Linked DNA regions of Homo sapiens: regions 2, 3, 4, 5, 6 and 7 are each linked to region 1. The links are chromatin loops, found by intact Hi-C in ENCODE. Cell type or tissue: endothelial cell of umbilical vein. All regions are shown on one strand. Each heading gives the region's core, and the rest is flanking DNA. Links, peaks and the distances in the headings are about the cores only.

Region 1 (4,407 bases), core at 231-4,230:
TCAAGGCTGCCCAGAGTTATTATGGTGCCACTGCACTCTATCTTGGGTGAAAGAATGAGAAAGGAGAGGAGAGGAGAGGAGAGGAGACGAGAGGAGACGAGAGGAGACGAGAGGAGAGGAGGGGAAGATCATCACCTAAAATAATTACACCCAGCAAAAAAAAAATCCCTCAAAAAATACAGTTTTATGTAGATATAAATATTGTAATCCCAGAGCAATCATGAAGAAAATATCTCACAATATATATTAAAAGGAAAAACAAGGAAAATAAAATGGAGAACTAAAAAGTGTTTATTTTACGTAAAAGAAGGCAGAAATAGAAATAGGAGAAAATTTAAAATAAACGTGAGATATATATATATATGTATACACACATATGTAAACATTTATAAAATAATACAACTAATCTTAATTTATCAGTAATTTTATTAAATGTAGATTTGTTGAACGTTCCAATCAAAAGATATGTATTGAAAGAAAGAGAAAAAATATCCAATTATATGTTATGTATGAGGACACACTTTATATAAAAGGCACAAGTAAGTTAAACGTTAAAGGGTAGAAATTAATATATAATTCAAATGGTAACCAAAAGACACCTAGAATGGCTTATTAATAACAAAAAATACAATTTGAGAAAAAAATGTTATTAGAGAGAAGGAAAGACATTTTAAGTGATAAAGTGGTCAAAATATTAGGGAGAGACAACAATTACAAACCTATAGGATCTAATAAAGCTTTAAAATGCATGAAGCAATAACTGAGAGAACTGAAGGAAAACATAGATAGCTTAACGGTAATAACTGGAGACTCAAATATCCACCTTTTAATAAGGGGTAGAACAAATAGGCAGAAGACAGAAAAGATAATAAAAGACTGGAATTAAACTGTAAACAATATATGCCTAATAGATATTATATCCATACACCAACAGTTAACAATCGAAAAAAAAAAAGTCATTCCACTCACAATAGTGATGCAGCTTCCATGACTGCAGGAACACCAGAGTCCTTAGTTTTGTGCCATTAGGAGTAATGACACAGACACATGTGGAGTGGTCGTTAAGAAGTAAAAAGTTTAACAGGCAAGAAAGAAGAAAGACAGAAGAAAACAGAGACAGAGGGACAGGGGCTCAGAACAAAGAGGAACCCTGTGTGCAGCGGAAAGGCAGTCCATTATATCCGGAAGCTGGAGAAGGCAGTGTCTGGTTTGCATAGGGCTCAGGGGATTGGTTTGACCGGATGTGTCGTTCACGTAGCCGAAAAAACCTTGCCCTCCCACCCTAGCCTTTAATATGCAAATACAGGTCAACATGATGTTTTGAACACATGGCGTTACGTGGGGGCAGCCATGACACTTGGTACACCAGGTGACAAGGAGAAGATGGTGGGAATCACCATGTTGGGTAGACCCAGTTTCTATTTTCCGGCATTTGCGTATCAAAGTTTGCCGGTCTAGCTCTTTAAGCCAACTTTTTTTTAGTTTCCACCGAGAACGTTTACCCCATCTAGCTGCCTAAAATAATTTCTTAATAACTCCTGTATTATTCCCCCCTCAAAGAGAAGTAGGTCTAATTATTGTTAGGGGGTGTTGGATGACGATTCTTTCTGGCTACTTCCTGCTGAAAAGGGGTGTTGTGTAGGGGGTTCAGCAGTTTGGCCTTCTGAGGTTTATCTAAGGGTTCTCAGAATAATGCTGTGTCCATGTGTGGCTCTGCTCACAGCACCGTTTGGAGTTTGGCTACTTCTAGGTGAAAAGTGATAAATTCGACAAGAAGGTTTAAAATACAGGGTTTGAATACGAGCATTAAGATTACCACCATTAATAGGGGTCCTTTAGACTATAACTGACAGTTATAGTCTAACTGTTAGTTATACCAGTTAGTTATACCTGTTGACACCTGTTAGTTATACCAGTGGATTGCAATACTGGTTTGCCTCCACTAGATGCTGCTGTACATTACCAGAAACGTTAATATGAAAGTAACATTTTTCTTGAGAAACGCATACATTTCCCCTTGGCTTGCCACTAGAGAATAACCTTAGGCTTAGGCCATTTTTATAACTTGTAATATGATTGGGAGAGATACGTTATTGGGTGGCTAAAATAACTTTAGCATTAATTTTGACAATTCCTTTTCTTTAATTATTGAATTGTTTTATGACTTGTATAGACTCTGTTACAACATACTTAAACGTTTTTACTTGTTTTAAATACTCATTCTTTAAACAACCAGTCATTTCTTTTTAGGACAAGTATTTACCATACAAAATTTTTCCTTACATAAAATTTCTTTCTTTACAACATTTTTTTCATAGCTTAGAGTGCATTATACTGCCAAACTTCAGTAAAAAATCTTATTAAACTTAATGATGGTAAAACTTTTATGCTTATTTCTTATCAGTAACTATTACTTCTGCTATAAGCAAAACAATCTGGATTAATTTTTTCTGCAATTATTAATCCTGTTATAAGGATAATAATCAGGCAAAATATTACAGCAATTAGAATTTTATAACGAGAATTTCACATTGTAGGTGCCACAGTGTATAGTTCTATTGCAAATAATAGCGTGACTATAATCATTCCCACAAGAGTGGCGTAGTAAATAATTTTTCTCTAAAACTTTACTTGCCAATATATAACATTTTCCTTTGGGGATTTAAAAAGTTACAAATGTGATCCTATGTATATTTGAAAATCTCCTATAAATATGTGTTAAAAAGAAGTTGTAATATTTGGTGGTGAATTTGAGAGGAAAGGGTAGAAACAATAAAATATTTGGTGAGGTAGGAGTGGGACTGAGTAAGATGGGTAGCCCTTAGTTACTTATTTTTTATGATTTTCAGCTTAAGATCTTCTATTTTTTTACACTGATATTCAAGACGTTCCTCTGGGCTGTCAGAGGTTGCTCCCAAGCTCTTCGGGCTTGACTTGAGGGTGATGTATCCAGGAGTCGATTCCTGTAATTTTTACTGAGGGGGTTGAAAGAAAAACAGTGTAAGGCTCTTCCCAGGTTGGGTTAGGGGAGGAGACAGAGATGAGAGTTTACACTAATACCAAATTTCCTGGGTTAAATACAGGTGGTTTCTGTTGGAAGTGAGCTAGAAAGTTTACATGCTTAACCAATTTAGAGGCTTCCTGCCTGAAAACAATCTCTGAGCACATTGAAGTTTTATCCTTTCCCAAGTGAAAAGCTAGGTGAAGGATTTTAAGGACTTTCCATTGGCTGGAGGCTGGCAAATAGTGTTTGTCATCCTGACTGTAGCCATCCTAAGGGCTTAAAAGAATGCCTTTGACAAGTGGCCTATTTTATTTTTGTAAGGGATACTGAGGTTTAATTTTTCTTACGGAGCCTTCCTAGATTAGAAGGGGCTTGAACTGTACTAACGCTTTGAGGCTTTTTGCCTCTGACTTATCTGCCTGATTAGCTAATCTATTTCCTTCAGCTACCTTATTTGTTTCCTTTTGATGTTCCTTACAACACATCCCTGATATTTCTCATGGAAGAAAAACTGAGGATAATAAACGGTTAATTTCCTGGTGATATTTTATAGGAATTTATGGGTGATAAGAAAATGCCTTTCCCTTTAAATGGCAGCATGAGCACAGAAAATTAGGAAAGCATACTTGGAGTTAGTGTAACTGTTAGCTACCTTTCCCTTGCTTAATTTAAGTGCTTTTTTAAAGAGCAATTAGCCCAGCTAATTGAGTACTTCTGGCTGGGGAGAGATGTTATTTAGAGCGACTACTGCTTATCCCACCTTATGAATGCTTGCTTTACTAACTGTTTGTTAGCTAAGAGTTCCCCCTAGAGGACAGTGATCCTGCCACCTTATGTGGAGTGTAAACAGTTAAATTATGTCCTAGGGCTAATTTGGAGGCTTTTCTGACTAGTAGTGCTATCGTGACTATGGCCTGGAAACATGTGTAAATAATTGCAACTAACGTTGAGAAAAATATTGGATTAGAGTTTTTCCTGAGATGACCCTTACAGTCATGCTATGGGAAGAGGGGAGGCCTGGATTAGAGAGGAGAAAAGAGAGAGACCAGCTTTAGTGTTTAGAAGGAGGTTTACTTTCCTTCCTTTAATTTCCAGAATCACCTGGGGCTTCTGTGCTATAATGGCAGTTTGAGCCACTGGAACTGGGGCTTGAGCCCTGGGACCCATGAGTCCTGCTGAACCACCTGAGAGACTGGTTCTGAACCCAGTGATCTCTGTCTCTGGGGGCAGTTCAGTTTCCAGAGGTCTCCACCACAGGCTGGGCAGGTTTGAGGTGGCTTTGTCTTGCTGCCTGGGCATTCCTTTTTAAAATGCCCTGGTCTGCCACACTGATAGCAACTAGCAAATGCACCTTGGGGATCCTGGACTTTGCAAGCCTGCAAAGCTGCTACCAGAGGCTTTGT
Region 2 (4,407 bases), core at 160-4,159, 700 kb after region 1:
ATTACTACTTGATATGGTTTGGCTGTGTCCCCACCCAAATCTCATCTTGAATTGTAGCTCCCGTAATTCCCACATGTTGTGGAAGGGACCCAGTGGGAGGTAATTGAATCACGGCGCCAGTGTTTTCCGTGCTGTTCTCATGACAGCGAATAAGTCTCATGACATCTGATGGTTTTATAAAGGGGAGTTCCTCTGCACATGCTCTCTTGCCTGCTGCCATATAAGATGTGCCTTTGCTCTTCCTTCATCTTCCACCATGATTGTGAGGCCTCCCCAGCCATGTGGAACTTTGAGTCCATTAAACCTCTTTTTCTTGATAAATTACCCAGTCTTGGGTATGTCTTTATTAGCGTGTAAGAACAGACTAATACACTACTACTACTGCTTCTATTTTAACTCATTTCTCTTAACCCTATTCTCTGGTGAATTTCTCCTCCTTCAAGTATTCCACCAGGATTAAAAGCAGTCAGAAATCTCTTCTCTACTAAAAAATGTTTGTCTCTTTGAGATTTTAGTTCATTAAGGTGATTTACATCCCCAAACCTCTGCTGGGTTTTCTTAACAATGATATAGTCACTTCTCTGTCTTTTTATCATTATTAGAGTAAAAAGTACTATTATTTGCAACGTTCTACATCTTAGAAGCAGAAGTATGTAATGCTTGATACTACATGTGTACTAACTAATCCTGAACTAAAGAGATAGCTTTGAAATTAACCTAGTTATTAATATTTAAATTATTTGAGAAATTACACATATTATACATAATTGTATAACTAAATTTTAAATGTCAAATATCACAATGTATTAAGATCTATTACTTTTGACTAAAAAGCTTTGTATGATAGTTTGCTGCAAAATTGTTGAAATGTACTTTGAGATTTTAAAGTTACCTACTTTGTACATATGAATTTCCATATATTATTATATCATTATATGAACAAATTTTTGTATGAATATCTTAGCATAATTCTCAAGTATATAGATAAAAATAGCTTCACATTTTACGAGAAAGATTTAGATGTACTATAAACAAATTCATTGATTCCTTAACTCACTTGAAATATTCTTCTAGGTATTGTGTCTTTACTCAGTGATGGTAATGAAAATATAAGTATCTTGATATAATATGATTAAAAATAATCTCTGAAAGAAGAAAGCTTTCCAGAAATATAACTTGACAAATAAATAAGGGAGTTTAAGGGTTATAAGAAGTCAAATAATGGATCTTTCTTTAAAATGTGACACCATCTGTCTCACCAGCTTTGATCAGACTATCAGCTGCTCTCTTCTCTCTCTTTTTGATAGAAAAAACTTTTGACACTTGTCAGCCACAATCGATAGCTCTATTTTTTACCTTATTGGAAAAATATGCCTCAAGGGAACTAGGGATGAAAAGTGAGAGAGAAGATAAAAATCAGGACAGGGGAAATAAAGAAGGTGGAATATGATGCAGTGGTTTTCAGGTAATCATTATAGACTAATTTGAGTTCAGCAGAAAATAGTTTAACTCATCATATAATAGTAGGAAAAATAATACTGCATGGTACCTTTAGCCAAAGCTTCAAAATATGTCTGAAATTTCTAGTTAAGCTTTAATTTAGGTATCAGATAGCTTGTTAAAAAGTGTAAGAAATCATGTCTTATTTGGATTCATAAAATTGTTATGTAGTGAAGGCACGCCACCTGGCTTTGAAAATAAACATGGTTAGTGTTTTACCTTAATATTTAAATTCAATACATTAATTAAATGCATTTTTAATTTAACAAATAGATAAAGGATGCCAAAGCATGGTGCTAGACTGGAGAATAAAATAATGATTCGGGTATTAATTGAGACCTTTTAATTTCTATCTGGCCAGGTAAGTGAAATCTCACCATTAATTGCTTCTGAAATTATCATTATGTAACTCAACTTTAGTCATTATAGTCATAACTTTAAGAAATATCATTTTATTCTTAAAAACATAAAATTTATCATTACAAACATTCAGAAGTTACAAAAATATGATGGGTGTGTAGAGAACTAAGCATACATTAAATTATATGATCATTTACTACTGGCTCAAGGCTTGGTTCCTTATCTTCATGAAGACAAGACACAATTCTTAGAAATGTTTTAGACATTTATGTTCCTGAAGGCCCTGAAGATAGATGGCTGGATCAAAGGATTATTTTAGTTCTTTTTCTCCCCTTAGCAGTTATCTCAGGCAATCTAAGTAGGTCCTTCAGAGCATATTTTTAAAATATGTCTGTTTGCTCTCTGTATTATAAGATTTGTATTCTGCAATATACTATACAAGTCTGTGAATTCAAGTCACATACACAACTTCAAGAATAGTACTGAATGTTTGCTTAACTTTACAATTAGCCCATGTAAAACTTAGTAAGACTAGATAACTATAAAATATTATAAATATTATAAAACTTTTAAATGTATACTTTTAATTTTAATCACATATTCCATTAAGTTGTAATGAGTTATGGTTAAATAACCTGGAAAAAAATACTATAAAATATAGGACAACTTGCTTTATGCGCAAGATATTTGTTTCATGCATATAGAAGATACATAATAGAGATTGCTACTTTATAGGTTGTATGCAACCAAATATAAACTCATTTCACTGATTAGTCACACATTTCATAGAATTTGCATACTTCTTTTAAGTAGATAAGCTATCTTTGCCTTGGTAAAGGCAAATAATCATTTTATATTATTTTAAATAAGATTACACAATTTTAGTTAGCCATAGAATTAGCAAGCACATATTTTTTTCAATGAGAACAAATATTTTAAACCCAGAGGGAACAAAAAGCACAAAATAGCTTCAGTTTGTGTATCTCAGACCCTGCAATTATCCCACGGAGAATTTTCTTTTCAATGACTTTCAAATGTTTCTGTATAATTATAAGTTAGATAACTTGGTAAATTCTGGTAACAGCTTCCAAAAAATGCATTTAAATTTGAAATTGGTTTTGCCAAAGAGTAATTTATATCCATTGTGTAAAGACACAAATGCAAATGAAACAATTTTTGATTGACTACACAACATAATATACTGAGATATTATATGCTAAATGGACCACAGAATAAGCATTCATTATTCAACAAAGTATTATGTGTTAGAGGATAATGTTGCCAAATATTGCAATATACTACAAAATCCAGCTATTATTATAGATAAACCCTAGAATAACATTTAAAACAAAAAAATGAAGATGTATCCAATTTTTTAAAGGATTTAAATCACTAAGGGACAGATCCACAATATACATTAATAATTAGAGTGTCATCTCAAATTCTGAAAAGTGAAAAACAAGTGGCATTTTTCTTAATGTTAGCAAATAACTTTTTCAAATGAGAGTAAAGATATTCACACCCTATGAATCAAAATACATGTAAAGCTATTAAAATGTTTTTAAGAGGCCATTTCAAAATTTCCACAAAAAATTATGGACAAAAATGCCTCCAGTATTTTGCTATATATAATTAGCACAGATAATTTTATGAACTAGTTGGAAATTAGTGCCTGTAGATGTTTATTTCTCTTCATCCCTTCAGACCACCCATTGCATATCGGGATATACCTGTAAAGTATGTGTGCATGTGTGTATGTTTGTAAAATATATCTTTACATTCTAAGTATGTATGTCTGTATGTATGTATTTACATGTGTATATATCCATCTATCACCTATCTGTCTATCATCTATCATCATGCTACACTTGGTTTCATATTCCAGTAAGGCAAGTTTGTCCTTTGTTCCTTCCTTCTTTTATCACATTTTTATTCACCTATACCAAACACATTGCATGCATCTGTCAGAACCAAAATCACTAAACACAGAACATTAAAATGTGTTTCAAATGTCTTTAGCAAATTAAAAATAAATAATCATATAATGAACTAAATTGAAGATGGTCATAATAAATTCAGATAATGTGAAAAATAATGTGGAATTTAAGACCAGATACTAAATGGGAAAACAAGCAAAATTCAATGATAAAAGTTGTAATATACAATAAAGTAATAATGACAACATGTTTCTGCATTGAAAAACACAGTAAAATGCATGAGGGAAATTTACTGAGAAATGCAAACATTTAAAACAATAAATTGTACCCGCAGATTTTACTCTTATAAGACTTTTGTGCCATGTTGATATAAAAATGACTTAAGTTATATAATTTATGAGAAAAATTATGAAATGTATAATTTTCTATAGGTAATATTTATTTCTATACTTGTATAGATAGAGACAGAGTAACTGAGGGAAAAACAATGTCCCCTACAGATAATGGACATCCTTCTTTTCTCTTTAAGAAACAGTAACAAAAAGAGATTATGTACCTAAACACAGAGGAAATCTCAATGAAGCCAGAGAATAGTACTCTTCCATACCAC
Region 3 (4,407 bases), core at 311-4,310, 160 kb after region 1:
TAGATCAATGGAACACAACAGACAATTCAGAAATAAACCTACACTCCTACAACCACCTAATCTTCAACAAGGCCAAGAAAACAAAAAAGCAACGTGGAAAGGACTTGCTATTCAATATACAGTGCTGGGATAACTGCTAGCCATCTGCAGAAGATTGAAGCTGGATCCCTAACTTTCACTGTATGCAAAAATTAATTCAAAATGGATCAAAGATTTAAATGTAAGGCCTCAAATTATTAAAATCCTGGACAACAACCTAACTCTTCTCAACATTGGCCTTGACAAAGAATTTTTTACTAAGTCCCCAAAGGCAATTGCGATAAAAACAAAAACGAACAATGGGACCTTTTTAAGCTAAAGAGCTTCTGCACAGCAAAATAAACTATCAACAGAACAAATAGACAACCTACAGAATGGGAGAAGATAACTCAACCTATGCATCTGACAAAGGCTTAATATTCAGAATCTATAGGGAACTTAAATCAATAGGAAAAAAATTAAAAAATGGGCAAAGGACATGAATAGACACTTCTCAAAAAAAAAAAAAAAAAAAAAAAAAAAAATAAAGACACACAAGTGGCCAAGAAGCATATGAAAAAAAATGTTCAGCATCATTAATCATCACAGAAATGCAAATCAAAACCACAATGAGATATCATCTAAGACCAGTCAGAATGGCCATTATTAAAAAGCCAAAAAACAACAGATGCTGGCAAGGTTGTGGAGAAAAAGGCATGCTTATACACTTTTTATGGGAATGTAAATTAGTCCAGCCACTGTGGAAAGCAGTATGGCAATTTCTCAAAACACTTAAAACAGAGCTACCGTTTTATCCAGCAATCCCATTACTGAGCATATACTCAAAAGAAAATAAATCAATCATACCAAAAAGACATGAACTCATATGTTTATTACTGTGCTATTTATAATAGCAAAGACATGAAAGCTACCCAGGTGTTCATCAATGATAGATTGGATAAATTAAACGTGGTAAATACGAACCATGGAATACTACATAGACATAAAATACAATGAAATCATGTCCTTTGCAGCAACATAGATGTAGCTGGAGGCCATAATCCTAAACAAATTAATCCAGAAACAGAAAACCAAATACCTCATGTTCTCACCTGTAAGCGGTAGCTAAGCATTTCATGTGGACGTAAATACAGGAGCAATAGGCACTGATGAACACTAAAAGGTGGAGGGCGGGAGAGTGGGTTAGCAAAACTACCTACTGGGTACCATGCTAGCTACAGGTGACAGGATCCCATTCTCCAAACCTCAGTGTCACTCCATATTCCCAAGTAAAATATCTGCTGCAGATATGCCCCTTGTATCTAAAATAAAACGTTGAAATAAAAATAAATAAAATGTTTAATTTTGTTAGGTGAATTTCACTTCAATATAAAAAATTAAAGTAAATAATTTAATTTTAAATATTAATTAATGATTAAGCTAAAAGTAATTCATAGTGAAAACAAGTAGAAATCAATGTTTAATTCTAACTCAAGATAACACTGATGATGTAGAATCCTGTCTCTGTCTTGTGGCACATTTGAATAGTAGTTTTACCACATCTTCAATCCACTCTTAATTTTAATTAACAGATTGAAAAACCATAATCATCTGTAGAAGACCATAATAGTCATTAGGAGTAGAAATAAAACGAGACAAAATATTATTCATACATTTAGATCATTCACCTGAAATAAGTTAAAATAAATTAAAATGTGTGCCATTAGAGATCTTCTGAGTCTACCAGCGTCAGAGGGTCATGTCTCTAGAATCTTTGGTGTAATTTTAGTATTGAGTTCAAAGGGGCCATTTATTTAACATTAGAATATCAGTCTGGTGTCCTGAATCTTTTTATCCTTAGCAATTCACATAGGAAAATCAATGTAGGTCCAACCTAGATGAATGTATTTATCATTTAAGCCCATTAAAAACAACAAATCAGCAATCCCAAAAGCAAATTAACTGGCAGTTCATTTCCTTCTGCATTTGGAAAAAAAATTAACAGACATTATTTTCTTTTTAAAACAATGATATGAATTCTAATGTCAAAAGAGAATATTCTGATTCAGGTTTCTAATGATTCTTTGTATGGTGAAAAACACATGTTCTGGAGTTAGGTCTGGCTTTGAGTCCTGGTCTCCTATGTCTTAGTTTGTGACATATTGAATAAGTGACTTTATCTGAACTTTACTGCTTTTCTTTGTTTCTTTCTTAATAATGTTTCTTTGACTCCTTTCTACTAATGCATAACCAGTGAAAATTAGGGAAAGGTATGTTTGAAATCTGATATATTGTAGGTGCTTAGTAAATTATACCTATTATCATTAAGAATAATGGTACGATGTCAAGAAAATACATTAAAATTACAAAAATACAAATATCACTCACCAGCTTATTCTTTTCAAAACTTTATATCATTTCACTGAGAAAATAAGATACATAAATATATTTAAGAGTTACAATATACAATGCTGCCCACCCCCAGCTTGGGCCAGCATTGTTTGTCTCTTCACTTTTTTTTGGTTTTCTTTTTTTGAGCTGGAGCTTCACTCTGTCGCCCAGGCTGGAGTGCAATGATGCAATCTCTGCTCACTGCAACCTCTGCCTCCCGGGTTCAAGTGATTCTCTTGCCTCAGCTTCCTGAGTGGCTTGGGTTACAGGCACCCACCATCATGCCTGGATAATTTTTGTAGATTTGTAGAGATGGTGTTTCACCATGTTGGCCAGGCTGGTCTCGAACTCCTAACCTCAGGTGATCCACCCGCATCAACCTCCCAAAGTGCTGGGATTTCAGGCGTGAGTCACCACGCTCGGCCGTCTCTTCACTTTTGAGCCCCACTTAGCTGCTTTGGCTTTAAAATAATTTCTCATCTTTTACCTACTCAAAAAGAGATATGTTGTATTATAGGGGATACATATATATATAGAGAGAGAGAGAGAGAAAGAGAGAGAAAGAGAGAGAGAGAGAACATATATATATATGGGAGATATATATATGTATGATATATATACACATATATATCATACATATAGGGGATATATATATGATATATATACACATATATATATCATACATATAGGGGATATATATATATATATATATATATATATCATTTCAAAGCACCAGCTGCTATTTGACATTGTTCTTTAATTTATGTCTACAACGGGTAAGTGAGTGATGATAGCCTGCGCAGATCATTTCTTTATTCACAGCACTCAGATTTTTTAAAATGCCATATGGAGAAATATTTCAGCATAGTCAATACATAAGACAATGTTTACTCTAATTCCACATCTTTATTCGTTGATGAGCTTTTTGAGGCCAATTCATCAACCTATATAGATGGAATGGCAAGTGTTTTCCCTAAAGCACAATGATCTACTGCAACACATAATTTTGTCGTTATTATCCCAAGAGAAAAATTAAAAAGCTCCATGTGATAGAAGGGTCACCAAATGCTGTTCTTTTTCTCTGATGAGTATGAAAGGTTAAATGTATTGTCAGATTGCCATGGCTCATCAGAATAAACAATTCAGTTTAGACAACTGACAGAGCCAATGACCTTTCATTCAACTTCTTTAATTTATTTGTGCCATTAACAACTTTAAAATAGTCATAATATATCTTTCACAAGCTTTTTCTGTTTGTTGTGTTTATGTCTATGCAAGATTTTCTTTCCCTACTATTTGGCTATTTTATTTTAAATATGAATAAAATCATTACTTGCTCTGTCATCATGAGAGCTTCAGATACATACAATGTGTTAATCCACCAGCACATTTTTCTGAATTAATTTCTGTAAGTTTAAAAAATACTCTGCATGGGCCAGGCGTGGTGGCTCACACCTGTGATCCCAGCACTTTGGGAGGCCCAGGTGGGGGGATCACAAGATCAGGAGATGGAGACCATCCTGGCTAACATGGTAAAACCCCATCTCTACAAAAAATAACAAAAAATTAGCCGGGTGTGGTGGCGGGCGCCTGTAGTCCCAGCTACTCGGGAGGCTGAGGGAGGAGAATGGCATGAACCCGGGAGGTGGAGCTTGCAGTAAGCCAAGATCATGCCACCACACTCCAGCCTGGGTGACAGAGCGAGACTCCATCTCAAAAAAAAAAAAAAAAAGAAAGATTCTTCATGAAACCATTACCCATTATTGATGCAATTTCTACTCTGTGTAAATAAATTGACTATATTCTAAAAGAAGCTCATCTCTACCTATCTCTTTTCTATTAATCTTTACATATAGCTCACATTTAATACAATGTTTATTATTAAAAGTGTCTTGGGTTTTTATTTAGAAGACTGGTGATATTTATATTAATTTGTCTATGGTAAAACTGGGTTTATGTCATTAGTTTATATGTTATTTAGTTTAAAGTCACATATGC
Region 4 (4,407 bases), core at 307-4,306, 1.8 Mb before region 1:
CTTGGATTCAGGAGTTTATATCTACATAGGTATCTGCTAGATAAAAAGGAACAGATAAGCTCTCATCAACTATGAGATATTTTTCCATCACAAATGAAAACTTTATGACCCAGACTGTGTAAAGCCTGGCTAACGTTAAGATTAGGAAATATCTATACTTTAATCAGAAGAAAGAAAAAGCCAAAGATTTAAAAATAGCAGGGCGGCTTAGCAACTCTCCAGGCTAAGCTGAGTGTGTAGTTGAGATACAGGTTGTTAAGCAAACTTTCACTGATACCCTCAGGGAAGAAATTGTGAAATAAGGCAACTGAGCAGGGATTTTTCAAAAAGAGTAAGATAAATTTCACAATATCTGGAGAATTTAGTTCTCATAAAATTGAAAAAAATTTAAAATCTCAAGTTGAATGGAAAAAGAGATACAGCTCAAAGGACAAGACTATTTCACTGAAAAAAGAATGATGTACCTTGTAACATAACTTAAATAAATTCTGAGTATCTTTAGGACTCTTAAAATATTTTTTCATTTTCTTTTCCTTTTATTCTTCAGTTGTTATAAGATGTGTGTTTTAAGTATGACCTTAGCTTTGTTAGTTGCTTTGAGCTCTTTACAAAGAAAAGAACATTGCTGAAAAGAGCCATGAATAAATAAGAAGTCAGTATAGATTTGCAAATATTTTCTAAAGGTCTAAGGGTCACTGAAGTATTGGAAAATGGGAAAAGGGAGCAGATTAAAAAAAAAGCATCAACAAAAAGTGAAAACTTTAAGAGAGGATACACAGAGAAGCAGAAAACTTAATTAAATTAAAGTTTACTGAAAGGGTCAAGATGTTATAAGAACCGCATCAACTAGAAAGACCTTTGAGAGAGAAAGAGGCATACCAATAAATAAAAAGCAGAGTTGTGATAAGACTTTAAATGGATAAGGCTGTGAACTTACTGTTCTCTGAACAGGCTGACTTTCAAAGCCTAGGCAAGGTCTTTACTATTACAAAGTCATGAGGACCTTCTTAAAAAGCCTTGAATATTGTATTCAGTTTGAGGCATTTCACTGCCAGGAAAATGAAGGCAAACAGAGATGGGAATTCAGAGTTTAAAACACACACACACACACACACACACACACACACACACACACACACACACCAAAAATATTTCAGGGTCTATGGAGAATTGACTTTTCAAGAGAAAGTATGAATAAAAAGAATAAATAATAGCTTCACTTGCAAAGTCTAAAGAGAGGAAGGTTATCACCTTCCTGTTGTATGCGCCTAAAATTTGACAGTGTGAAATTACGAGGTAACAGATATTCTCATTTAAATCCTGTGAACTTATTTAGTCAATGGTTTGACTCTACCTTTCACTTTAGGTTACAGACATTTATTTATCAATATTTGTTTTTTACATAGGACATTTATAAACCCATACACATGTACATATACACATCCATATAGCCAATAAGTGTCCAATCTTCCTTCCCTTTCCCTGCATTTTCTTTTATTGATGACCTCTGAGTCTACTGTACATTTGTAGCTTCCCTATAAATTTCTCTAAAGAGATGTAAGGACCACACATTTGATTGGCTGAACTTGAGCTTGCCCATCTCAGCTCCAGCTAAAGTGAGCTGTTGTTATTATTCATAGGGGTGTCCAATACAATTGCTTTAAAGGTTCACTTTTGCTCACAGGGGATTATTGAGTGGGGCAGGGTGGGGAGTGAGATATTGCTAGTCATTACAATACTAAGGGAATTCTATATATGCTATCATTTTACTTTAGCTGTGAGAAAGATGAGAAAGTAAAAGAAACTTGAGATCCACTGAAATAAATTATTTAACACAAATGAACAGGTAAGAGGCTCAAAAGATGTGGATTAAATATCGTTGCTGCAGAAATATTACTGTTTTCTCCCATTTCTACCTATTACTTTGTCATTCTCTTCCCTACACGAAATCCAAGTCTTTTACATCATAGGTGCACCAAATAAAAAGGTATTCAATAGACAAATGCTAGTGGTTTTACAGATAGAGTGGTCTAGGGAGGATAGGGTGTTGAGTTTTGAAATGGGAGGATGTTTTTAACCTTATTTAAAATCCTTTCTGGCTGTGTAAGCCATAGATCATGGTGTGCTATGCTTGGGTATCTATGTATGTTCCATCAATGAGAGCGCTGGGCTGAGAAGTTAAGCAAATGTTGTTTTGTGCTGCCAGCTGGGCTTCAAAATATGGCAGTCCCTGTGTTTATTGCCGACTAGTATTTTTCAAGAAAATATAAAAATTGTCATCTTCTCTGTCAGCATGAGACCTCTGAATCATTAAGACTCACCAGCACAGACTGTAACAAAAAGATGTTTTCCTTTGCTATGGATTTAACCATTTTATGGGTAGGTGTTTTCAAAAAACTCTGCATTTAATGCAATAAAGATGACATTTAATGCACAACAGGTATTAGTGGAAGTTATCACAACTAAATCAAGGTGAGATGAATCGTGGAAAGTGGCAGTCACAGTTTGATAACTGGAATTAAACGCAGAAATCCAAGTTAGAGAAGGCAGTAACAGCTCCTACTGACCAGCAGGGGTCACCCAATAACCAGAAAACAGATATGAGGCTTGTCGGTTCTCAGCACTGAAACGCAGGGGAAACACTCCGGTGCGAGGTCTCAGGCTGCCCTGCGGAGACACACACAGAACTCACTCATAATCCTAACTCAAAACCAAAACACAGCAATTCACTTCCCAGAAATGATGTTCTTCACTGGGTAAAGGGAGAAAACCTCAGGGCCAACTCTGGAGCTCTGCTACATGTATGGGAGTGAAGAATAATGGACTCAGTTGGGAGTGGAGGTTGTACCCGATGACATAAATAGAGGAAAGTGGAAGATACCTAAGGGGGAGAAACTCCCTGTTGAGTTCAGATGCTCTTGATCTAACTTCAGAGACCCAGAACAGAGAGGCCAGCCTCCAGTCAGGCTTCCTTTGCCGTCTTCAAGTACAGAACATTAAAACCTGTTCCTGGCCCCTTATATTTCAAACATTTTTGTAAAATGCATTTTTAAAACATCAGAAAAGTTCAGATTACCAGGTTTTCCCCACAATGATTCTTCCATTCTTCTTACAGCTACTCTGTGCTTCCTTTTCTCTTCAATGTCTGCTATAAAGAAACGTGTGCCCTATCGATTCTTTGTCTTTGGATTCCTGAATACATTCCCTGAAAGGACCTTCAGAGGGAAGGATCAGTAATAAAAGTAGCAGCTAACATTCTTGAGAGAGGATGGTGTCATGCTCTGCCCTAAGCTATCAGTGAACACGTGTATGTCTGATAACTTTCAAAAGGGCCTTATGATGTCGACACCTTTTTTTTTTGAGACGGAGTTTTGCTCTCGTTGCCCAGGCTGGAGTGCAGTGGTGAGAACTTGGCTCACTGCAACCTCCACCTCCCGGGTTCAAGCAATTCTCCTGCCTCAGCCTCCTAAGTAGCTGGGATTACAGGCGCCCGCCACCACGCCTGGCTAATTTTTTGTATTTTTAGTAGAGACAGGGTTTCACCGTGTTGGCCAGGAAGGTCTCGAATTCCTGACCTCAGGTGATCCACCTGCCTTGGCCTCCCAAAGTGCTAGGATTCAGGTGTGAGCCACAGTGCTTGGCCGACGTTGACACCATTTCAAGGATGGCGAAATGGAGGTTCACAGGCTGATGCAAATTCCTAATTCCCCTGCTGTTTGACTGTAAATCTCAGGTCAAAGAGGACAAAGAAACATTAAAATTCAACCATTTCGACTACCTGCCTGATGCTCGAATACTTTCTATGGCATCTCTGTTAGCTGGTCATATGTTGTTATAGTTATACATTGCTGAGATGGGGACTCATAAGTCTTCTTCATTTGAACAGCTCTGGCTGTAAGAGGGCTCTGCCTTATAGTCAGATGGAAGAAAGCATCTAATAACTAGTCTTTTTACTGACTGGAGCATATTCTCCTCCTACTGGGTCAATGCAAGAAGACTGATTTCCCTTCAGGGTAGTCCTTCATACATTTGAAGGGAGTTACTCTGAATCTCTCAGGTTTTCTCTTTATTAAATGCACTAAGATCCCCCAGAGATCTTTATTATATTGTTTAAGTATGATATCATTTTCAATCTTTCCTACATCTGAATGAATTACATTGGTTCATGTTCTTCTGAACATGTGGTTCCCAGAGCAGGGTGAGGCTAGTGTGCCGAGGGGTCTGTCATCTCTTTTTTTCAAGATATTATGCTTTGATTGATGCCTGTTTTCTAAGAAACACACAAATTTCTTATTTTGTTTCTACTTGTGTATTTTCTTCTCATTTCCCAGAAATGATATTTTTTTTTGCTGGGTTCTTAGATAAAAAATGCACAACTATATAATGAAAATTAATTTAGTGACAGCT
Region 5 (4,407 bases), core at 142-4,141, 1.2 Mb after region 1:
AACAAAGCTCTCTTAAGTGAGAATTTATTTTCATAAGCCAAGCTTACAGCGCAACACAGCACATTTATTTTCCTTTTAATGTTGAAGATGAGATAGAGTTAGTGAGGTATTTACGAAAGAGTTGATTGAAAAGAAATTTATGAGAACACAACTGACATTTTCTCATTTTTGACTTACCTTTTCTGACATCTTATGGGAACTGTGACTGAACCTGTCAAGAAGAAATTAACGAGGACTCAGGGGATAATTTCTTAATGTACAATTAGTGAGCAGTTTTCTTTTATGGCTCCTTTACAAGTAGGATAATACAGAAAATCATCTACAAAGGAAACTCTATTCTCCTGTTTATGATTAATTTTGACGTTGTTAGCAAATGTTTTCTTGTGACCATACTGACCTTACAAATTTGTGTATGAAAACCATGAAGAAAATATTTTTAAAGGGGTTATTCTAAAGTCATTAGTGGCTGAATGACACAATATTTTATAAAATTTTTCATGTTAAATCGAGATGTAAAGATAAATTACTACAGTATATATTTCATTGAAAATTGTATAGAGTAAATTTATATAAACAGAAATTAATAGTTGTTATACCTGTATATTTTGTCATACTCCTTATGTAGTTGTTCAAATTTACTACCTTTGTGATGCATATGTGCATTAAATATTTACAAACAATATTTTAGTTTACTGAATTGTTCATTATTATTGTGTTGTACTGACTAATGTATATTTAGAATTTTTTAAAATTATAGGAATTACTGTTGATTGTGGAAGCCACAACTTTATTCTAATCCATGTAAGTGTTTTCAAAGCTAATGCATCATTGTTTTGAATACATGGCCCAATAATTGCTTAGTACATGATGAGTCTATTGAACTTCGTATATTCTTCCAAAAAATGGAATCTGATGTCCTATAGAAACAGACTCAGTCAAAATAAGGAGATTGAGAGGGTCTTTGAAGCTGTATTCACACATGAGGGAATGAAATACTGCCTGTGATCTTAAAATGACAGCAAAAAAGAAAAAGACATACAAAATGGAAGAAAAAAGAAGACAACTAAAAAACACCCATATTTAGAAAGAGGCAATGAAGAAAAGATATTCCCAAAATATATTGGTATATCCTATAGCATTTTGTGAATCCTAGAGGGTAAGGATTTGTTAGGTGAGTAAAAGGACCAAAGAATGTCCTTGGAATCAGCTTAGGAACTCAGTTCTTTGGAAATGGACTGTTTCTTGGCACCTGCTTGTGCGTTCTATTCTTCATTTGTTCATTCAGTAATCAGGTATTTAGCATCTTCTGTATTCTGAAAACTGTTCTAGGCATTGAGTATTTTTCAGTGAACAAAATTAGACAAACATCTGCCTTCACTGAGCTTTCAGTTTATCCTGGTGTCTTTGATGCTGCAAGAGTTTTACTTGTCAGGTATGATTAAATGTTACACTAAGAAAAGTAATGAAGAAGAATTTCCGCAAGGGTGTAAGAGTAGAGACATTATCATCACAACAATCTACTTCTGACTGGTACTTGAAGATTCACTTCCAAATTGGTTAGCTACATGAATTGCAATATTTTGTTTTATTATTTTGGAATTTCTGATAACGCAGCTCCTTTGGTAAACTGCTTATCGATTCAGTTTGGGGTCTCTCTTGGTGTATGTCATCTTCAATCAGACTGCTTCCCAAATCACCAAATCTGATACATTTTTCTGGGTTTCTGTTGCCCATTATTTTTCTCCTGGTAAAAGCATTAATCTCAGCACAGAAGAGTAATGGCTTTCAGTATTGGAGATGTAACTTTCCTTATATAATCTTGAAAAGTTACTTTGTCCATGGTACATAAGAATTCCAACCTCAAAGTGGAGGAATCTTCACATTGGGGAAATAGAGAGAGATCCATTGCAGACATTTTGAAAAGACCTGGAGGTATATGTTCCCCTGTTGTCCAAGCCTACTCCTATGTCCCCATTTTCCTTGCCTAAGGACAAGGCCAGAAAGAGGCCAGCAAATTCCCTATTCTTTAATTTATAATTTTTTAGTTGAGATTAGAACTGTATCCCCTGAAACTAGACGTATAGGTAAACATCTCTACAGCTAAATGACTGAGACCTCTTATTGCAAAATAATACCAAATGACATGGACTGAATGTTTGTGTCCCTCCAAAATTTATATGTTGAAGCCTAATCCCTAATGCAATGGTGTTTGGAGATGGGAGCTTTGAGAAGTGATTAGGTCAGGGCCCTAATGAATGGGATTAGTGCCTTTTGAAGAAGAGACACAGAGAGCTTACGTCATCAATGGGATCAGTACATTTAAAAGAAGAGACATGTGTCTCTATCTCCTTCAGTTCTGCTCTGATCTTAGTTATTTCTTGCCTTCTGCTAGCTTTTGAATGTGTTTGCTCTTGCTTCTCTAGTTCTTTTAATTGTGATGTTAGGGTGTCAATTTTAGATCTTTCCTGCTTTCTCTTGTGGGCATTTAGTGCTATAAATTTCCCTCTACACTCTGCTTTGAATGTGTCCCAGAGATTCTTGTATGTTGTGTCTTTGCTCTCATTGGTTTCAAAGAACATCTTTATTTCTGCCTTCATTTCCTTATGTACCCAGTAGTCATTCAGGAGCAGGTTGTTCAGTTTCCATGTAGTTGAGCAGTTTTGAGTGAGTTTCTTAATCCTGAGTTCTAGTTTGATTTCACTGTGGTCTGAGAGACAGTTTGTTATAATTTCTGTTTTTTACATTTGCTGAGGAGTGCTTTACTTCCAACTATGTGGTCAATTTTGGAATAAGTGTGCTGTGGTGCTGAGAAGAATGTATATTCTGTTGATTTGGGGTGGAGAGTTCTGTAGATGTCTATTAGGTCTGCTTGGTGCAGAGCTGAGTTCAATTCCTGGATATCCTTGGTAACTTTCTGTCTTGTTGATCTGTCTAATGTTGACAGTGGGGTGTTAAAGTCTCCCATTATTATTGTGTGAGTGTCTAAGTCTCTTTCTAGGTCTCTAAGGACTTGCTTTATGAATCTGGGTGCTCCTGTATTGGGTGCATATATATTTAGGATAGTTACCTCTTCTTGTTGAATTGATCCTTTTACCATTACATAATGGCCTTCTTTGTCTCTTTTGATTTTTGTTGGTTTAAAGTCTGTTTTATCAGAGACTAAGATTGCAACCCCTGCCTTTTTTGTTTTCCATTTACTTGGTAGATCTTCCTCCATCCCTTTATTTATTTATTTTTTTTTTTAAATTTTTTTTTTTTATTATACTCTAAGTTTTAGGGTACATGTGCACATTGTGCAGGTTAGTTACATATGTATACATGTGCCATGCTGGTGCGCTGCACCCACTAACGTGTCATCTAGCATTAGGTATATCTCCCAATGCTATCCCTCCCCCCTCCCCCGACCCCACCACAGTCCCCAGAGTGTGATATTCCCCTTCCTGTGTCCATGTGATCTCATTGTTCAATTCCCACCTATGAGTGAGAATATGCGGTGTTTGGTTTTTTGTTCTTGCGATAGTTTACTGAGAATGATGGTTTCCAATTTCATCCATGTCCCTACAAAGGACATGAACTCATCATTTTTTATGGCTGCATAGTATTCCATGGTGTATATGTGCCACATTTGCTTAATCCAGTCTATCATTGTTGGACATTTGGGTTGGTTCCAAGTCTTTGCTATTGTGAATAGTGCCGCAATAAACATACGTGTGCATGTGTCTTTATAGCAGCATGATTTATAGTCCTTTGGGTATATACCCAGTAATGGGATGGCTGGGTCAAATGGTATTTCTAGTTCTAGATCCCTGAGGAATCGCCACACTGACTTCCACAATGGTTGAACTAGTTTACAGTCCCGGGCGAAGGACATGAACAGACACTTCTCAAAAGAAGACATTTATGCAGCCAAAAAACACATGAAGAAATGCTCATCATCACTGGCCATCAGAGAAATGCAAATCAAAACCACTATGAGATATCATCTCACACCAGTTAGAATGGCAATCATTAAAAAGTCAGGAAACAACAGGTGCTGGAGAGGATGTGGAGAAATAGGAACACTTTTACCATCCCTTTATTTTAAGCCTATGTGTGTCTCTGCATGTGAGATGGGTCTCCTGAATACAGCACACTGATGGGTCTTGACTCTTTATCCAATTTGCCAGTCTGTGTCTTTTAATTGGAGCATTTAGCCCATTTACATTTAAGGTTAATATTGTTATGTGTGAATTTGATCCTGTCATTATGATGTTAGCTGGTTACGTTGCTCGTTAGTTGATGCAGTTTCTTCCTAGCCTCAATGGTCTTTACAATTTGGCATGGTTTTGCAGTGGCTGGTACCGGTTGTTCCTTTCCATGTTTAGTGCTTCCTTCAGGAGCTCTTTTAGGGCAGGCCTGGTGGTGACA
Region 6 (4,407 bases), core at 319-4,318, 1.8 Mb after region 1:
GTCATGCAATGAAATAACACTGAGATATTAAAGACTTGTGATCAACTAATGCGTTAAGTCTCTGAAGTGCGTTTGCCATAATATCACATCCTGGAAAAATAAACTCTAGTTATTAAACTGAAGACACTACTGCAGGACTGAAAGGGAGATTGATGTGAATGAAGGGATGGAGATAATTTCTTTAAATACCCCAGAAATCCCATTATATAGGCTCACACAGAAGTCTGAACAAGGAACAAAAGTTGGGGAACACAGGTAGTTGGTTTTCAACTTGTTATAAGAAAGAACTTTCTAGTAACATCAAAACCAAATTAATGATAAGAACTATCATTTAATGCATGCTACTATGTGCCTATTACATTCTGTATATAATTTCATTAAATCTTCATAATGACCCTTTGTAAATTGCCTCACATCACCCCTGAAATCCAAAGCCAGACAGTCTGATGCTGGAAGCACTGTTTTGGTAACCATGTCATACTCTCTATACCTCTAATAAATACGATTAGTCAGCAGTAGGACCAGATGCTTCATGAAACTGTATTATTAAATGTCACTCAAGTTAATCAATCAGTTCTCTATACCTGCCATGTACAAAGGATATAATACATTTCAACTGATTAAATTATTTGTCCTTAAAAACAAATGGATTTAAAAGTATCTGTTAATATTTTATTCCGTAACAATCTTTATTTTGTGTAGTATTAAATTGACTTTTTTTAATTTAGTGTGATTGTTCCCATTTTTAAAAATAATTTATTAGAGAAAAAAACATTCATCCTTTAAATTAACAAATACAGTATGATACTATGCAATGTATTTTTAACCATGGAAATAGATTATAAATATACTTTGAGAGAGAAAATTCAGATTGAGAATTGTGTAACCTATTTTCCTATAAAATAAAAACTGTTAAATGTTATATCTAGAAGAATACCATTAGCATGAATTTGTTGCTTTCTCAATAAATTGGTATGACCTGAATGTCAGAATATATTACGTAGCATTCACTGTACTCTATCCTGTAATTAAGAATGGAAATCAGTATGCGCTTTAATGGACCATCTGTAAACATGAGATCAAAGAGAACCAATAAAAGTAAAACTAAGATCTCAGGAAAAGCCTCAGATTCTCAAGGCTGCCGTGAAGTGTGCGACTCACTATTCCATCGAGGATCCTTAGCCTTTGGCTTTTCGTGAAGAGCACCAAGGAAATGCTGAAAAATCTAAAAAGTGTTGTGGATCAAATGAAAAAGGACTTGTGGGAAATGGAGAGATAAGTGATGAGGCTGCTTCTCCATCTAAAATCTTAGCATATGATTTTCCATTTTTTTATTTTAAAAAATGTATTTGCCACTTAGATAATCAAAAATATGTTCCTTTAAGGCAGTCTAGATTTTTGCTGAGCTATCATGAGTAACTGAGTAATTGTTAAAAGTAGACACACACTAAGTGGACAAGAAATTTTAGACATTTTATCCATCCTCCATAACACAAATGTACAGTATAATACACTATGTTATTTAGATAAGATAATGCTTATTGGCTTCTTTCTTCCCATAAAGTTATATAAGAAAAAAAGCCCTTTTTTTTGGCTCATTAGGAGCACTCTCCAAGTAAATCAAAGAATTCAGTTCTGAGAGCCATTCTTCTGCCATGCTCTCACTGATTGCTGGCAGTGCTAGGTCATGTCAAGATTCAGGAATAAGCTCACAATGCCTGTTTCTGGGGCAGCCACAGAATTTAACCTGCCAGGTTATAGGCAGGATTCCCCGAATTCAAAGCCTTAAAATGGAAGGATGACCAGGATTTAAAGATCGTGTTTGTGGGTGTAAAAGCTAAAGAAAATATTCTTTACCAACTCTATCCCTTTTTTATCTTTTTTATATTAAAAGATATAATTTATACCCCATAAGTGCAAAAATTATAGCATTTAATCCTGATATTTATTTACGGGTTAATAGTATATATTATATACTACCTATAGTAAGATACACATTATAAATGTTAAATGTACATTTTAGAAGACTGTAATAAAGATGAATAATAAATACCCTTTAATTTTAATTGTTAATGCTATAATGCATTTCCTTTCACTAACATTCATTATGTTACTACTATGTTTAATGACAGTAATGTGATTAAATATACTTCCTTATATTTTAAATATGTATTTAATATTTTGTGATGCAGAGATACACAAGTCAGTTTCTAAGGTTAGCTTACATAAATATTGGGTTGAAATGACTGAAAATGTATTTCAAAAGATTCACATCCAGAAGGAGGCGGAGCATGGCCAAATGAAACCCTCCTGTGATCCTCCCCCTACAGGAACACCAAATTGATCAACTATCTGTGCAACAAAGCACCCTTATAAGAACCAAAATACAGGTGAGCAATGACAGCACCTGGTTTTAAGGGCATATTAAGGAAAGAGGCACCACAGAAGGTGAGAAAGACAGTCTTACATTGCCTACACCACCCTTCTCCCATCTCCTGGAAGCACAGCACAGACAGAACATATGTGTACTTGGGGGATGGTGAGTAATTGTGGGACTCTGCATTGGAACTGACTGCTACCTTGTCACAGTGGAGAGCAACACAAGGCAGAATTCTACTGATGCCCACAGAGGAAGCATTTAGACCATTTCTGGGCCAGAGAGGAATCCTCCACCCCAGCAGTAGGAACCAGATTTCCAGTTAGCTCCACCAATTGACTAAAGTGACCTAGGGCCTAGAATAAATTTGAAAGGCAGTCGAGCCACAAGAAAACTGGGGGCAAGTCCTGGTGCTGCAGTGGGACCACAGCCAGTGGACTTGGAGCGAACGTGACCCAGTGAGATGTCAGCTCTAGTGGCCATGGGAGTGCTTGTGTCACCCATCCTCCAACCGTAGGCAGCCCAGCACAGAGAAAGCGACCCCTTCTGTTTGGGGGAAAGTGAGGGAAGAGAATGAGAAACTTTGCCTAGTAATCTAGGGAGTTCTCTTGGATCTTACACAGGCCCACCAAAGCTGTACCTCTACCAGGCTACAGAAATTACAGCGTTACTGGGCTTGGAGTGCCCCCTAGTGCAATTATGGCTACAGTGACCAATGACTTAAATCACAATACTCAATTTTTTTTTTTTTTTTTTTTTTTTTTTTTTTTTTTTGGAGACGGAGTTTCGCTCTTGTTGCCCAGGCTGAAGTGCAATGGCGCGACCTCGGCCCACCACAACCTCCGCCTCCGGAGTTCAAGCGATTCTCCTGCCTCAGCCTCCCGAGTAGCTGGGACTACAGGCATGCGCCACCACACCTGGCTAATTTTGTATTTTTATTAGAGACGGGGTGTCTCCATGTTGGTCAGGCTGGTCTCAAACTCCCGACCTCAGGTGATCCGCCCTCCTCGGCCTCCCAAAGTGCTGCGATTACAGGCGTGCGTAAGCCACCGCGCAAGGCCCACAATACTCAATTATTTGAATACCTAGAAATCCTTCTCAAGAAGGACAGGCACAAACAAGTCCAGACTGTTAATATTAGAATACCTGACTCTTTAATGTCCAGAAATTGATGAATATCTACAAGTATCAAGAACATCCAGGAAAATATGACTTCACCAAATGAACTAAATAAAGAATCAGCCACCAGTCCTGGAGTGGCAGAGATGTGTGACCTTTCCGGCAGAGAATTCAACATGGCTGTTTTGAGGAAGTTCAATGAACTTCAAGATAACACACAGAGAGGGAAATCAGAATACTACCAAAGAAATTTGACAAAGAGGTTGAAATATTGTAATAAAAATCAAGCAGAAATTCTAAGGCTGAAAAATTCAATTGACAAACTGAAAAATGCAACAGAGTCTCTCGACAGCAGAGTTGATAAAGCAGAAGAAAGAATAAGTGAGCTTGAAGACAGGCTATTTGAAAATATACAGGCAGAGAAAAAAAGTAAAAAGAATAAGAAAGAATAAAGCACACCTATAAAATTTAGAAAATGGCTTCAAAGGGGTGAATATAAGAGTTATTGGCCTTAAAGAGGAGGTAGAGAGAGAGAGATTGGGACAGAAAGTTTCTTCAAAGAAATAAAAGAAATCTTCCAAACCTAGAGAATGATATCAGCATTCAGGTACAAAAAGGTCATAGAACACCAAAGTCTTATTTAACTCAAATAATTTAATAACCAACCTCCCAAAAATCAAGGATACAGCAGGGATTCTAAAAGTGGTAAAAGAAAAAAAAATAATAACACACAAAGGAGCTCTGATATGTCTGGCAACAGGCTTCTCAGTGGAAACTTTATAGGCCGTGAAGGACTGGGATGACATATTCAAAGTGCTGAAGGAAAAATAACTTTAATTCTAGAATATTATATCCAGCAAAAAATATCCTTCAAACCTAAAAGAGAAATAAAGACTTTCCCAGGCAAACAA
Region 7 (4,407 bases), core at 107-4,106, 310 kb after region 1:
TTTTGCTAAAATATAACAATATTTGCTGAAATATATTAATTGATAACTAATATAATTTATTTAATTAACTCATATAATTAATTTATTAATTTTTATTCCTAAAAATTTGCTTTCAATAAACAATTTACTATTTCCTTGACATAGTAATGTATCACCTGTAAATATTCACTTTCAAAATGATACTTATAATCTTTAATCTTTTATTAATACATGATAATTACTGTTAAATGCATTTTTATTATTTATAAACTTTTAGATACTTCCAAAGACATAATTATTATTATTATTTAATGCCTTCTAACTCAGAGTAGCATTTGTAGGGGAGATGCCTATTGCGGGTGTCAGGAGTGGTGTTATCACTAGGTGTTCTGCTTGCATACTATTTGTTTTTATTCTAAAATTCACTGGTGTTAAATCAAAAAATGAGCTGGAGGAAACTTCCAATTCAATAGCATAAATTATCTATAATAGTGATAGAACACTGATAGTCACAAATGATATATTTTCTATTGATAATATTTTATAAAACTATATGATGCACAAAATTATATGTATTTTGTTATAAAACACACTCCCAAATCACTATCATAGAAGCCACAGTACAGGGAACCTTCTACTTATCCTCTGGCAAAGTTTACTTAAAATGATTTGTGTTAGCTGAAAATGTGGGGCCGAAAGCAAAGAATTCATAAGTGCCTCTCAGACCTCCGTATTAACAGAAAACTAATCAAAGCCCTCCAATCTATACAGATTTCTGGGATTCATTTGACATATCTTGCCTATCATCATCATCATCATCATCATATTTATTATAATTAGCCATAAGAACATCTTTTTGCATTTGATTAATATGAAATGTTTGACTGGCATTAAATTCTTAGAAGTAGGTTTGCTTAGTAAATGTCAAGTAAATGGAAATCCACATAAACTTAATGTAATCTCAATAAATATATTGAAATAAATACATATATATGTTTTTGAGGGAAAAAATGCTAGTTGCATTAACACATTTTTCTCTCTGATCCTCATATATAATTATTTATCTTACACAAGTGGCAGTCTTGATTATTAAAAGAAAATTTAAGCAGGCCAGAAATGAAATCTTGGTACCTTTTCAGGCTGTTTTCCTTTTGCAATATGCAAAAGCTTGCTGTTTGCCCGCCACTTAAATGTCAAAAATCCCATGTGGGTCAGAAAAATATCTTTGCTATGGCATGAAAACACTTAATTGTTAACCTATTCTGTTATAAGATTAGCCTGAGTGCTGATTTCCTTCTTGTGAACGTAGTATAACTTGAGACACACACACACACACACACACACACACACACACACACACATATATATGATATTTTCTTTATCTCTTCATTGGTTGATGGACACTTAGATTGGTTCCATATCTTTGCAATTGTGAATTGTGTTATGGTGAACATATGTGTGCAGATGTCTTTTTTATATGATGACCTGTTTTTCTTTGGGTATATATGTAGGAGTAGGATTGCTGGGTTGAATGATAGATCTACATTTAGTTCTTTGAGAAATCGCCACAGTTTTCCATAGAGGTTGTACTAATGTACATTCCTACCAACAGTGTATAAGTGTTCACTTTTCACTGCATTTGTGCCAACATCTATTGTTTTTTTCTTTTTTTTTGGACTATATATATATATATATATATATATATATATATATACACACACACACACACACACCGTGGAATGCTCCTCAGCCATTAAAAAAAAACACACATAATAATGTCTTTTGCAGCAATTTGGATGGAACTGTAAGCAATTATCCTAAGTGAAGTAACTCAGAAATGGAAAACAAATACCACATGTTTTTACTTATAAGTGGAAGCTAAGCATAGTATTCTATGGTGTATATGTACCGCATTTTCTTTATCCAATACACAGTTGATGGGCACCTAGATTGATTCCACATCTTTACTATTGTGAATAGTGCTGTAATGAACATAGGGCTGCATATATCGTTTGAAAAAACAATTTATTTTCTCTTGGGTATATGCCCAGTAATGGAATCTCTGGATTGAATGGTAGTTCAAGTTTTAGTTTTTTGAGAAATCGCCAAACTGTTCTCCACAGTGGCTGTACTAATTGACATTCCCACCAGCAGTTCGTAAGTATTCCTGTCTCTGCAGCCTTGCCAGCATCTGTTGTTTTTAGACTTTTTAACAAAGGCCATTCTAACTGGTGTGAGATGGTATCTCATTGTGGTTTTGATTTGCATTTCCCTGATGATTAGTGATGACTAACATATTTTCGTATCTCATGGAGGGAAGGAGGGAGTAGCAAAAATCAAGGAAATGAATTATAATAATTACTCATAAGTATAAGAAAAGCGTTAAAAGGTATTAATCTGGAGAACTCATAAAAGCCTAGGTATAGCATGTGAAAATGTATTCTATATTTTCCCAGTGCACCAGAGGCAGCAAATTATTTTCTGAATTACTATTACGTATGATGCTCTGTTTTACTGTTAATTTCTAAAACATTCTTCCCATTTGGTCAAGTTTAAAAATGACACAGATGTCAATGAATGAAATCAAATTTACTATGTATTACATGATACAATAAAGTATGCTAAATAACATAAAGACTAATTAGATAATTCCAGTCATAACTTGTGATCACTGCCCGAACCATCTGAAGCTATTGTTTTGAACTTTAGAAATGTCATTGTACTATTTTAAATTGAACTACAATTTAAACATAATATGGAAGAAATAATCATAAATTACACACAATAAAGATCTGAGAAAGCATCTAGCAGTAAAACAACACAGAGAAAGAGATTAGATAAATTCATTAATTTAAATAAAATAAAATTTATTTTTAAAACATATGGATTAACAAGTACACATGCAAATTGCAAAAGGTGCTTAAAATCTAATTAAGCTATCTTGAGAGTGCCCTCATGTTAAATCTTTAAGATCAAATAAGCCTCATTATCACATTAACCTTCTTTCCACTCTCTTGTTATACAAGTGTCATTACATTAATTAGTCATTATACTGTTTTTTAAGTGCTGGCCACCTCATGAGCATTTTGTAACATTACCCAGTACTTGTATACATAGAAGTAATCTATGATATATCACTCCTAGTCCAGTAAACCATATCATGCTAATTTAAATATCTATGTGTAGATATAACCAGATTATAATTTTATGAAGAAAACAACTTTGTAATATCAAAAACAAGATGCAGTACATTCAATTACCTATGTAAAAGAATTCTAGCTGAATGAATTTAAGTCTAAGTCAATCATAGGTGAATAAAAAATAATAGTATCTGAGAATGAGTCACCTATCTGAGATTTGCTCCTATAAACAAGAGAATCTACACGTCTTTGATTCATGTAGAGGACTGTTTCTCCCTTCAACCCTTAAAATGATGTTCTGTTTTATTGCTAACTTAATTTCTAAAACGATCTTCCCATTTGGTCAAAGTAGGAAGAGGAAAGAATCATTGGCTTGGTGTGTTTTTAGAAAGATTGAGCACATGGAACTCATCCTTTCTCATGTGTTGGATCTGCCTGAAAAGAGGATGCATTCTATTCTGCTCTCTTGGCAATACGAGATCAGCAGTGTTGGCTCTGTCTCCGTGTGCTGAAGTCTAGGGTTGCCCAGCGACGCCCATGACTTGGCAAATTTTGGAGTCCATATTTGCCATATATCTCAACCACCTTCTCTAGGCAGCTTTACCCACAATGCAGGTAATATTTTGTCCTTTATGTCAATCACTATTGCATCTTTCTCTTAATTGGTTCTGAAGACAAGGATCAGGAGGAAGAAGAGAGTGGTGTTCTTTACCGATCTCCTATATGTGCAACATCTGATGCTTTGAGAACGCTCTAGAAACTTACAAAGAATAAAGTGCAGTTGACACAGTAACACCAGGAAGAATCAAAGCTTTTGAAATAGCTTCAGCGGGTAACTTAGCCCTGATGGTATATGCCTTAGAGCTGATCTTCTTTACAGTAGGGAAGTTAGCTTTTATATGCTGCAGCCTCCGCAGGTGGCTTTGGGTCTTAAGCTTTACTAAATATGGCATAATTTAATGTTATCCTATTGGGTAAGTTTTCCCCATAAATGAATAGCTGTGTTTATGCAGGCAGAGTTATGTCTAACAAATATACACATTAGGAAGCAGGTCACCCTATGTAGGAGCTGTCATTATTCAGCTTTGAATTACACAGATCAAGTTTGGCCTGGTTTAAAAATCAAGGCTAAGGCAGAGATAAGTTATTTTATGTATCAGTAAATGGCTTTTGCTATGTTTCTTAACCAGGTCTGTAAGCAGTTTTTTTGTTGTTGTTGTTTACCTAATGCATAGGCAGCTAATTTCCATTAGTAATACAAAGCACAAATATAGGTTATTACTCTAAA

The links. Hi-C counts contacts between places; a loop is a spot of excess contacts. Peaks named below come from ENCODE experiments on the same cell type or tissue, not always from the same donor. Only the 100,000 strongest peaks of a DNase experiment are listed, where the experiment ranks them.
Region 2: it touches region 1 in a loop (9-fold over the local background); 10 of 110 quality-filtered maps call a loop at or near these places.
Region 3: it touches region 1 in a loop (2.2-fold over the local background); 4 of 110 quality-filtered maps call a loop at or near these places.
Region 4: a loop joins it to region 1, with 8 times the contacts of the local background. A loop is called at or near these places in 7 of 110 quality-filtered maps.
Region 5: a loop joins it to region 1, with 5 times the contacts of the local background. A loop is called at or near these places in 6 of 110 quality-filtered maps.
Region 6: a loop joins it to region 1, with 16 times the contacts of the local background. A loop is called at or near these places in 2 of 110 quality-filtered maps.
Region 7: a loop joins it to region 1, with 3 times the contacts of the local background. A loop is called at or near these places in 5 of 110 quality-filtered maps.

Annotation. Positions count from the first base shown.
Region 1 is chr4:161,250,793-161,255,199 of GRCh38, forward strand. It overlaps LOC105377515 (a long non-coding RNA gene), which reads right to left and starts at 1,410. Exons shown (of 3, transcript XR_939409.1): 1 at 970-1,410. RefSeq lists a silencer at 1,953-2,002. In endothelial cell of umbilical vein, for the core only: a CTCF peak has its summit at 1,938; a DNase peak (open chromatin) is centred at 1,969.
Region 2 is chr4:161,950,923-161,955,329 of GRCh38, forward strand. The region is part of intron 3 of FSTL5 (follistatin like 5); the gene reads right to left. Among named protein-coding and RNA genes, the nearest start is that of FSTL5-AS1, 70 kb to the right of the region's middle. In endothelial cell of umbilical vein, for the core only: no CTCF peak of the experiment used is centred there; a DNase peak (open chromatin) is centred at 1,679.
Region 3 is chr4:161,412,721-161,417,127 of GRCh38, forward strand. All of the region lies in intron 15 of FSTL5 (follistatin like 5), which reads right to left. Among named protein-coding and RNA genes, the nearest start is that of FSTL5-AS1, 610 kb to the right of the region's middle. In endothelial cell of umbilical vein, for the core only: no CTCF peak of the experiment used is centred there; no DNase peak of the experiment used is centred there.
Region 4 is chr4:159,484,819-159,489,225 of GRCh38, forward strand. No RefSeq gene overlaps it. Among named protein-coding and RNA genes, the nearest start is that of LINC02233, 290 kb to the right of the region's middle. RefSeq lists a silencer at 2,635-2,714. In endothelial cell of umbilical vein, for the core only: a CTCF peak has its summit at 2,563 (motif pointing right); a DNase peak (open chromatin) is centred at 2,593; H3K27me3 peaks cover 869 bases.
Region 5 is chr4:162,463,272-162,467,678 of GRCh38, forward strand. No RefSeq gene overlaps it. Among named protein-coding and RNA genes, the nearest start is that of FSTL5, 300 kb to the left of the region's middle. In endothelial cell of umbilical vein, for the core only: no CTCF peak of the experiment used is centred there; no DNase peak of the experiment used is centred there.
Region 6 is chr4:163,035,279-163,039,685 of GRCh38, forward strand. No RefSeq gene overlaps it. Among named protein-coding and RNA genes, the nearest start is that of MIR4454, 56 kb to the right of the region's middle. In endothelial cell of umbilical vein, for the core only: no CTCF peak of the experiment used is centred there; no DNase peak of the experiment used is centred there.
Region 7 is chr4:161,564,444-161,568,850 of GRCh38, forward strand. All of the region lies in intron 8 of FSTL5 (follistatin like 5), which reads right to left. Among named protein-coding and RNA genes, the nearest start is that of FSTL5-AS1, 460 kb to the right of the region's middle. In endothelial cell of umbilical vein, for the core only: no CTCF peak of the experiment used is centred there; a DNase peak (open chromatin) is centred at 2,208; H3K27ac peaks cover 1,963 bases.